Linked DNA regions of Homo sapiens: region 1 is linked to region 2. A link is a loop called in an ENCODE intact Hi-C map of the cell type or tissue named here. Cell type or tissue: dorsolateral prefrontal cortex. All regions are shown on one strand. Each heading gives the region's core, and the rest is flanking DNA. Links, peaks and the distances in the headings are about the cores only.

Region 1 (5,387 bases), core at 133-5,132, 160 kb after region 2:
GATTATGAGCAAAAGGATTATCAGCAACATATTTTTTTTCTGTTTCTAAATATCTTATAATGAGATTATATTACTTTTATGGCTTTGAAATAGATGAATAAAAGTTAGGGTATACAAGGGTAACATCAGTATCCCTTTACAACTGTATTAGAGCAGTACATTAGTACATTAGTAGAACTACCTTTGGTTTGTATTTGATATGGCTGTTCCATTACATCTCTCTAGAAACCTTATACTTAACTCTCACCTAGTGGTAGGGAGACTGTGGAGAGGTAGGGGGTTAAAGTGTTAGGCTCAGTACTGTCTCTACTACTCTGTCTCTCATTCCCACCAAACTGTCAGGGGTGGAGTCTGGAAGTCACTCATCTGGCCCTAGATTTCTTTCAGTGACTTCTAGCAGGTTGTTCTGAGATGTGCTTGTCAGCATTAATTACATGTGACATTGGATTGGCCTGATCTGTGACAAAATTCAAACGCACTATAATAAAGCAAAAGAGCAGGAGGAAAGATGCCAAGGGGAGACTTTGACGGTGTTTCACATCCCCAGGATACCCTTCACATCTCCCTCCTGCTCCGTCGGCCATCCTAACAAAGACACACTTGCTCTGCGCTGCACATGGAGCTTTAAGACAGATCTATCTGCTTTGGACAGCCCAGTCTACACCTGTTGACCCATTAAGAACATCCCCATTCACTCTCACAGCATCCTATTTAGATGTTAAATTACATAATCACCCTACTGAGCCCCCTCTTCCAACTATATTGCCACTCCTTAATTCCTCCCATACAGCTATGCAGTCACAATGGCTGAAGACAAAAATCACTTGGAAAGCAACAGAAAAGACTCCCTGGGAAATCTGAGAGGAAAGGTGGAACTGATAGTACTATATTTGTTCCTTTATTTGATTTCCATGGAAGTGTACTTCACATCGGGCTGGTACAAAATCAAAGAGTTTGTCTGTCATTAGGCAAAATGCACAGAATCTGTTATCAATTCACTTTCCTTGAGAAGGTATTTTTGAAACACAGTATCTTTCACTTACATCTTTCCTGCTAGAGTCAACGAGTATTCTAACTACATAAATGCTGTACACCTTGATTTTATTACATCTGTAACCTTGAAAAGATCAAATGATGTTTCAGAATGATCTGGTAGACTAGGGCTGTCTAATACAACTTAGTGCAACACGGGAAACGTTCTATGTCGGTGCTGGTTCTATATCATGGCCACTAGCTACATGTGGTTATTAACCACTTCAAATGTAGCTAGCATGAATGTGGTTTTAATTACATTTAATTTTAATTAAGTAAAAAGGACAATGGGTTTCTTAAGTTGGAATACTGGGATAAAAAAGATCTGCCTCCCGTTCTCATCTCCTGAGTTTTGATGAGAAATGTCACTAGAATCCTCATCAAGGCAGATACTGTCTACTATGGGATCTTCCTCCCTCAAAGAGCAAGCAAAGGGTTGGCAAGGACCCCATTTCTGCAGTGTAACAAAGACAGTGTCAAGCCCAGAAAGGACTGGCCTTAGGTTCCAAAGACCAAGATGGAGAGGTCAGCTGGAGTAAGAAAGCCTCTTCAATTTTTGGGATCTTAGGTTCCTCAGCAAAACAACATGAGGTTTACTCTCAGGTCCTTTCCAGCACCTTTTGAAAATTTCTAATTGGTATCTGAAAAATGGTCATCACCCATGATGAAGAAGCCAGCATGGCACATTTTACAAGCAGAAATGTGTTTGGTTCTCTCTCATCCAGACGTATGGAAACATAATGTAATCTGTCACTCTAGTACCTAAATATTCCAAAAGAAGAGTTTTATGCTTAAAACATCTAAAAGGTCATTTATTTCCCCTTTATCTACATTATACATAATACCATGTTCATATAGGCTTGTGGATACAATCTTTTATCTATGGATTTGCTTACATCATTATTTCTCTCAACACTAGTTGCAAAGAACATTATTACTGTAAAGCCCTACCACATCCATGGTGTGTCTTTCCTTCTGTATAATGAAAAGATTATTTTGAAAGATTTTCACAATCAGAAAAGGTAACAGGCCTCTTAATATATTTTAAAAAATTGTTAATCACATTTACATTCCTTTTACTAAGCATATTTTTTATTTAATATGAACAATAGTCACTGAGCAGTTTGGTATACTTTTTAAAGGTTTCTATCATTTTTAAAAGCCTTGAAATAAAATATCACTCAAAATGAGGCCAAGATTATGCATATTTTAAAAAATTTCTCATAGAAACTAACCATCTGTACAATAATCCATTGTCTGCTCTACCAAGGTGATTTATTAAGGATAATGAAGCATATGATTTAATAGCTGCCACAAATCCTTTTTCAAGGAAGATGGGTATAAATAATACAAAAAGATGGTCCAATAATAGCCAAATCCCAAGCTAAGAGCTATTCTATATGCTAGGTCACAGGAAATTACATGAGCTCAATTAACTGTGGAGCAAAGTGAAGTGTGGCTAGGCAGCTAAGGCTCTAACCCCCATCTCCTACTTTGGTAGTTGGTGTTATTATTTAATGAAACCAGTAAGCTCTACTATCATGGTGGAATTTGAGTAGCTTTTTTCCACATGACAACATAAAGCTCTCCAATTAAAAATGGACATTACCGGCACAAGTTTTCTAAAATCTTAAAAATCCAGATCTCTAAAATTTGTCAGTGCAAATTATACTTGCACTGACAAGTATAATAGTGCTTTACTCAGCCTTATATTCCCACAGTACTTTGCATTTAGCATAGTTTAATGTCTGGTGCTTTAAAGAATGGATGTATAAATGGGAACACAAGTGAGTGAGTGAATAAAATGAGGTCTCTAAAATCCTTGCAGGAAAAAAAAACAAAAACAAAAAAAAACACACAATTCTGTGTTCCTCTGAGACCTGGTCCTAACAGTTAACACCACTTATACTTTTGAAAAAGTTTGCAAGGCCAGTTGTCAAGAGGTTATCTCCTTTGATGGCAAAGCTTTCCTTCAGTCAGTGTCCTATAAAGAAAAAAAGTCGCCAAATCGTACATGTCATTTGAATACAGTATTTAAATATTAGCTCTTGGTTGCAACCTGACATACTCCTCTCCTGGCTAGCTCTGGCGATATTCAAGACTTTACAAGGCCCTGTGAAATCAGTGAGGCAAATTTCTAACAATAGGAAATACAAGCCATCAAATATGCCAGCTGTTTGGCATGAAAGACAGCCTGGCTGTGCCTTACAGGCATGGCACAGCCATTCACTGATAAGCTGGCACAGCCAATCCTGTCCCATGCCACCCAGCAAGTACATCAAAAACAAGATTAGATACTGCAAATCCTAGTGTCTAAGTAACACTGGGTTTCAGAAAATGTCCACAGCTCAACATAAACAAGAGGCCCATGTGTGAGACATACGTCACTTTCCCCCAAAAAAAGTGTGTGCTTCACCAGGCACATTTACCACCAGCATATTTTCCCACTGCAGTTCCTACGGCTCTTGCTCTTGTGAGTCTGGCTTGCCAGAACCGAGATCAATTTTATTAGATACCATTAGTCTCTGTTAGGGCGGTCATTTGAATAACAACAGATTGGCAAGTATAAAACCAAGGCACCTGTTGTACATTTGGCAGCCTGGATGAGGCCCCTTAAAACGAAAACAAATAAGAACTATAATCATGCCAGGCAATTGCTTTTGGTTCAATAATGGCCATGTGTCAGAATTAAGTGCATCTGGGAATTGCTACCACAGCCAGATGTAAAGGCAGATTTGTCTTGTCTAGTGGCATATGAGTAGATACACACACTCTACTGAGATTTGGCTTTGTCCTGGTTTGGTAAGGAACTAGGTAAATGAAACTTCACTCAAAATAATATAAAATTAAAATTAATTACAGAGGAGCAATAGACAATACCATCGTAAACTGTAGAACCTAAACAGATGGGTTGTAAGATTTGGGCCGTGAACTAATTCACCTCTGAGTTTTCTGGGCACACTAATTTGTTTACAGAATACTCAACGATAACATCCCAATATTACTATTGCACCGAGCCAGGCCATGTAGTAGGAGCTGGAGATGTCACTGGGAATAAGACATGGACATTGGCTTCCAGGTACTCCTAATAAAACAGAGTAAAAATAAGCAATTACAATGCATTATGATAGACACTATATGTAGAATTTATTCGGTATTCTTTTAGTGCCCAGAGAAAGGTACCCAGACTTGGGAGGAGGGAAATTTTCTAGGAAGAGTTGTCAGCTAAGCTATGCCCTGAAGGAAGAAAAAAATCAGGCAAAAATGGAAGGGTTGGGGACATTCCAAATGGAAGAGAGAGAGCATGCTCAAAATTACAGTAGAAAGAGTCAATGTGGTACATCTGGGAAACAGCAAATACTTTAGTATGGCTCAAGTGTGTGTGTGTTAGGGATGGAAGGAGTGGGGAAGAGAAAATGAATATGAGTATGGCAAGGTGGCAAGAGACAAAGCAGAGGAAAGGACATCAAAGGCCAGGTGCCTTTTGGTAAGGAATATTTCATGCTTTTTACAGACAGAAACAGGGAGCCACTGAAATATTTGAAAGCAAGGAATGACGTGATCAGATTTGAGTTTCTTAAAGATCATGCTGGCTGCAGAGCACAGAAGCAACTACGGTGAGGTCAAAACCAAACACAAGGAGACTGCACCCCAAGCATGAGAAGATGGGGGCCTTTCAACAGATGATACCTAATAACATGAAAAGACAGTGAATAATTTGGTGGAAAGGAAGTTAGTATCTATTTTGGTATCCTCGATATAATACAAGTGTAACTGAGAGAAAACAGATTTTGAATGATAAAATTCAAAATTGAAATTAATATTTTCCTAAAATATTTTTTTTTTGGTACATATAAATCAAATTCAGGTCGAGTCTGTTAAATAGTAAAAGTCGGATTAAAATAAACATAAGCAGTCCTTTCTTAAATCAGTAACTGAATATACATAACAGTATTTATTAAACTTATCATTCTTAATTTATAAGTATTATTTTAAAATGTGTATTGATAACCTAACTATAAAAAAAACCCTTGCTACATATTACCTAAAAAAGTACACCCTGCTTCATGCTTCTAGGAAGTTATGTTTATAGATTAACTGGTAGAAAAACATATGGCTAAATAGGCCAGTGTATGCATGTGAGAAGCATTTTAGAAACCTGGGCAAAGAAGACTTAATTGTTCAGATATCATGAAAGCCATAAAAGACCGAGTAATTTTCCATGTAACTTTATTTTATGTATCATGTCTGATTTAAAACTTCGGGGTACCTTCTTGTCAGAGAAAAAATAATTTTCCAAATCATCAAACAAATATAAGATCCTGTATTTTATTATTTATAAAATCATAATCAGA
Region 2 (5,387 bases), core at 163-5,162:
ACATAATATCTACTGTTTTCATTATTACATTCTTGGAAACCAGTACATTACTTCAGCTCTAAAAGGTGCTGAACAACCGACTACGGTAGGAGAAGACAATGGAAATCTCCAAAAAGTTCTACAAACATTTCCCACAAAACATGCAAGGATTTTTTTTAAACCCTTAAATATGAAAAATCACTTCATAGCCCACATTTATGAACATATGTACGTAAAAAATTCAATGAGACAGCAAAATAGCGATATAGACACCTTTGTCATTCAGTACAAGCTAACCACACAATGTGCAGAATGTATGTGACTCATCAAAACATAATAAAAATGCATTATGCATTAGGTAAACAACAAATAGTGTTTTTGCACGAGAGAAGTCTAAATAAGAATGTAAATTTATTTATTAAACCTCTTCAATGAGACTTCGACTCCTACCGGGATATACCCATTCTTAGCATGACAAACAAAAACTAACAACAGGAGTTCCCAGGGAGGAAGCCTGAACTTGGGCTTTAAATAATTAACACCTTTCAAAGAAAACATAAATGTTTGGGGGGATACATATCCAAATTACACCAATATCACACGTACCCCCAAAATATGTACTATGTCAATAAGAAATAAATTAAAAACCCCTGTGGTACACAACATATACATTTTTGCAATTAAAAAGAAAACTATATGAAATTATAAAAAACATTTAAAAATAATTAACACCCTTTTTTCCCTTAATTTATGCCTATGGCAATTTGTTGTTAGCAGTTAAGCCAAAATGTTATCCTAGTGTAGCAGGTGATGTACAAAGCTCTTTCTTAAAACATTGAACAGAACATCACATTTAAGGAAAATTAAGGAGGCTGAAATGGGGGAGGTCTGAGTATATTTTCATTAAATATCAAAGATTTAGTAATACTAATTACATGTTTTCTTCCCACTCAGTTAAGTGTATAAAACAGATATTCACTATTTTAGCTCTTCTAATGTAGGCCTATCATAGGTTTTTGCTGTTCCTTTCTGAGTTGTTGTTTATTTTTTTGTAAGCGAGTTTCTGCTGTTGCTATTTTGTTTTCAGTATTTGTTTCAAGCATTCAAGACTATGACTTGCAGGTTTCCCAAAAAAAGTGTCTAAAGGCTTTTAAACCTGGGTTCTAGAGAGATGAGTTTTAACAATAACTCCAACAGTTACCTTAATCACTGCCTTAATAGGTCCACATGATTTTCCACATCTTAACTTTTGTAAGAGGAATATAAAAAAAGAGCAGCAGGCTTGGAAGAAAAGGTGGATCTGGCTTAAGAAGGCATACCACTTTTGAGTGCCACACACAAAGCTGTATTTTCTGCATGTGCTGTGGTGTCTCTCTGAAGGAATTCTCTTCAAATCTGACTTTGCATTCATGATTTGACTGTCAGGTTTGAAAGCAAAATTTATGAAAACATAGGGAGAATATAAGACCCTAAAAGTTAAGCTTCTTTGAAAAATGTTAATTCATAACTTGGATAAGCCTCTCTCTTTCATGGAGACACTCCTTTCTCAAAAAAAAAAAAAAAAGTGTATACATAAGTGAGAGAGAGAGAAAAGGAAATTACAGAGGACATCAGTTGTTTGCAAACAGTTCACTTTTTTCAGGCTGGTTTTAATAAGCCTCCAATTCAGCTCCAACCTGACTCTCAGAACCCACCTCCTCTATATGTCATCAAGGAAAAGGAGGAAGAAATAAAATTTAAAAGTCCTTCTTGCCAGTCCTATGGCAGGTCATATTTTCCAAAGATGCACATATCTCACGCCATAAGGTCTCCTTCCACTAGCAGTGGGGAGTCTATTCCCTCCATTTGAATCTGGGCACAGGGTTGTGACAGCACTGGCCATAGAGTATGCTGGAAGTGATGCTATGTGAGTTCCCAGCTAAGTCGCAAGGAGACACGGCTTCTGCCGACTCTCCTTCTGGCAGTCTTCATTCTGCCTTCTTCCCTTTTCTTCCCCGACCAGAACCAGGAGTCCTGGGCTAAGACGTAAGGGTTCCAACTACTCCGAAGCTGCCATGCTAGAGAGAACTCATCAGGAGACCAAATACAGACAGAAAGGGAGGTGTCTGAGGAGTCCTAACTGTACCAGCAGCGAATGTTCAAGAGGTCCCAACATCAACCAGTGGGCTTGTGAGTAGGTAAGGTCAGAAGACTCCAGCTACCCACCCCTCCTTAGAGTCTTCTCATTGCAGCTAAGATATGGTGGAGCAGCGAAAAGTCATCTCTGCTGCGCCCTATCTGAATTACTAACCTATAGAAATCTGTGATAGTAACAGATGTCTTTTTATAAGCTACCAACGTTTTGTGTCATGTATTATACACATACAGAAGCTGAAACACTCCCAATGTGATTGCCAGCAAACCCAATTCTCTGCAAAATAAAAACAAGTATTATGTCCCAAGAACTATATTTTGTATATCATCACTTCTCCTCACAATGATTTTGTAAGCCATCTCTATTTTACAAATGAGCAATACTGGGCTGGGAGAAGCTAATAAGGTGCTCAATGTCACACAGCTGACAAGTGAACCAAGATTGGAACCCAAGTCCCTCTGACTGCAAACCCCATGATACTCCTCTTTCCTTCAATGATATCCCTCTTTCTTTCCCCTACAAGTTCACACTGCAGAGGAAATCATGTGACTAAGGTCTCAGTTATAGTACTGGGCTCAGTAAAACTAGCCTCACTCATTTCTTCCTTTCCAACTAACCTACACTGAATCCTATCATTTACAGACTAATACACAAATTATAGTAATTTCTATATATGTTGAAAAATAATAAAAGAATGAGGGAGCTATGTTAAGATTGATTAACAGGAAACTATTTACAAGAAGACACCTATTTAGAACAATATTAAGGGTGCCTGCTGTGTTTTGATTTTAAGGGTTACAGATTGCACTTTGACAAAAGTGCTTCTACGAATTATAATTATATTCATTTACTTCCCAATGAATATTTTCATTCAAAGGATTTTACTGCTCTCTGTGGGCATATGATTAATATGCATGTGCTCAAACAATATTCACAAACTTCACAATCCTAGAGAGAGAAAAAACAGTGATCAGCTTTCCCCAGTCCGAGTAAATTGCTTTGAGTGAATTTCTGCACCTGTAAAGATGCTCTTCTGGGGATGGGCTGTGTTTGCATCCGGGGCTGGATGTCAAGATGCCCTTCTGTCCTGATATTTTTCAAGGGCAACAGCATTACATTGTTATTCCAATGGACAGAGCTCATAAAAAGACATCCTTATATTCTGGAGCCTTTAGGAGAAAGCTTTTCTTTGGCAGTGAATGAAAACAAAGGCAAAAGATGAAAGGAACCATCTTTCAAAGGAAACAAAAAGGCCTCTACAAAGAAGTGCATAAATGTAGAAAGCAGAAAAAAAAAAAAGGTACATTATATTTGGCGTGAGAGTAGAGACAAAGCAAGGCCCAATGGAGCAATACTCTTTCTTTACAAATACTGTCAGAATTTTGGGGAAAAAAAAATCATTTTTGAAGGTTCCAGGAACAAAACCAACAGACGAGAGCTTAAAATATACACAGCCACAATGTTTCCATTTTGTTGGAGTTTCAGAAGAACTCCTGTGGGCAAACGCTGCATGTAAAACAGACTGGGTGTGATGTAACTATATCAAGGCAACAAACACATCAGGAACAGTTGGAAACCAGCCAATACTTTGGTTTTATATAATGTCCATCAACTGGTTGGGCTGATTTTTTACCATAAATGGCCTGTTTTAAAACTGACTGAACAGTGGACTTGAATAAATAGTGTACCAAACTAACACCATAGAGAAATATACAGAATCAAAGGTGTTCAAGAATGTCAAGCAACAGCACAGCCACAGAAGAGGTACAGGCCGATATTAATAAACCAAATCTAATCACATTTTCATTTTCCGACTGAAATCTTTCCCAAAGCAGTACCTTTACATACAGTGCTTTTTGTTAAAAATAAATAAATAAAAATAAAATGCCAAACGAGCACTAGGCTCCTCTTTATTATGTCTTTAAAAATAAAAGACTCAAGCCAGATTGGACAGTTTTCTTTGAAATTCTAGTTTCAGCTGCTTTCAGCGGCTCATTTTGAGAAACATCTGTCCAGTCTGGCTCTTGGGGAGATGTTCAAAGACAAGTGTTCTCATCTGAATGCTAAGGGACTCTCCTAAGGGAGTCAACAGTCCTCTGAAAGCAAGCAGAAACTATCAAAACATCTATAACCCTTGAACTTCTTTATCAAGTTCAGTGCACAGCGTACAATATGACTCAATTTCATCTTTAGTAAAAAATAAAGTTTGTCTGCTTCACTGCCACCTTTAAGACATCATGTTGTTTTCATATTAAAAACTTAAAATATTCAGTGACCAATTAATTTGGAGGCAAAATTGGCCAAGTATAAAGTTATGCAGGGGAGAATTCAGATTTGAACACAGCTAACTTGGAATCTGAGTTCATGTACAACATATGTATATACAAACCCACATGTTGCATTTGTGAATGTAGGCACAGAGTGAAAATTCTCCATGTTTAGGTCCACAACACAGAGCCATGTCACGAAGAATTAACACATGTTCTAATTCTCACCAGAAGTGATCCAAATAGGTTAATGAACACCTCCTACATTTCAGATATAATAATATACATTGTCACAACAATTTCATAAAGTAGGTAATAGCTCCATTTTAGAAATAAGTGAAGGGGGGTCAAACAAGCCAAAAATGTGTCCATGTTCACATAGTTGCAACTGGCAAAGCTAGGATCGGAACCAGAGTTATTTTGACTAAGAGGTCCAGAAACTTGGCTCTACCAAGCCACCATCCAAGTAGAAGGTTACCAAATACCAAAATGAGGAAATGGTAAAATATTATCCATGAGTCACTGAAACTACATAATAAAAAGGAAGCCAAAATAAGTTTTGACGCATTTAAAGCTAACTCTCTAAGGCATGGGTTAAAAGTTGAAAGCTAGCTATCAGAAGTTTAATTTTATATTCTCTCAAGTAAGAGAACCAAACAAAAGTAGATCAACCAGACCAAACTTTTAAAACACTTTAACTTCTCTATGAAGCTAATGTGTAAGATATGGTATTTCCCCCGGGGGAGAAGAGCCTGTGTAACATTGCTTTTCACTCTCATGATTGAAAGAAAAATCAATTAAAATTATCCTGGGAGACCTTTCATACCATTCCAAAGAGCCAAGAAAATGCTGGATACATTCTGAATGCAGCAAACACTAGACTCTCCTAAAAAATATTCCACATATATTGTTTGCTAAATCAAATTCAGTCCTTAGATTTTACAGGTTTAAGAGAATCTCTGGAATACATGGCAGAAATCAGAAAAAAAAACAAGCTTATCCTACAT

Evidence for each region. A loop is a pair of places that touch in the nucleus more often than their neighbours do. Peaks named below come from ENCODE experiments on the same cell type or tissue, not always from the same donor. Only the 100,000 strongest peaks of a DNase experiment are listed, where the experiment ranks them.
Region 1: a loop joins it to region 2, with 2.6 times the contacts of the local background. A loop is called at or near these places in 6 of 110 quality-filtered maps.

Annotation. Positions count from the first base shown.
Region 1 is chr9:8,842,307-8,847,693 of GRCh38, forward strand. The region is part of intron 11 of PTPRD (protein tyrosine phosphatase receptor type D); the gene reads right to left. Among named protein-coding and RNA genes, the nearest start is that of PTPRD-AS1, 13 kb to the right of the region's middle. In dorsolateral prefrontal cortex, for the core only: no CTCF peak of the experiment used is centred there; a DNase peak (open chromatin) is centred at 3,255; H3K4me3 peaks cover 2,381 bases; H3K27ac peaks cover 5,000 bases.
Region 2 is chr9:8,681,859-8,687,245 of GRCh38, forward strand. The region is part of intron 12 of PTPRD (protein tyrosine phosphatase receptor type D); the gene reads right to left. Among named protein-coding and RNA genes, the nearest start is that of PTPRD-AS1, 170 kb to the right of the region's middle. In dorsolateral prefrontal cortex, for the core only: no CTCF peak of the experiment used is centred there; no DNase peak of the experiment used is centred there; H3K27ac peaks cover 4,010 bases.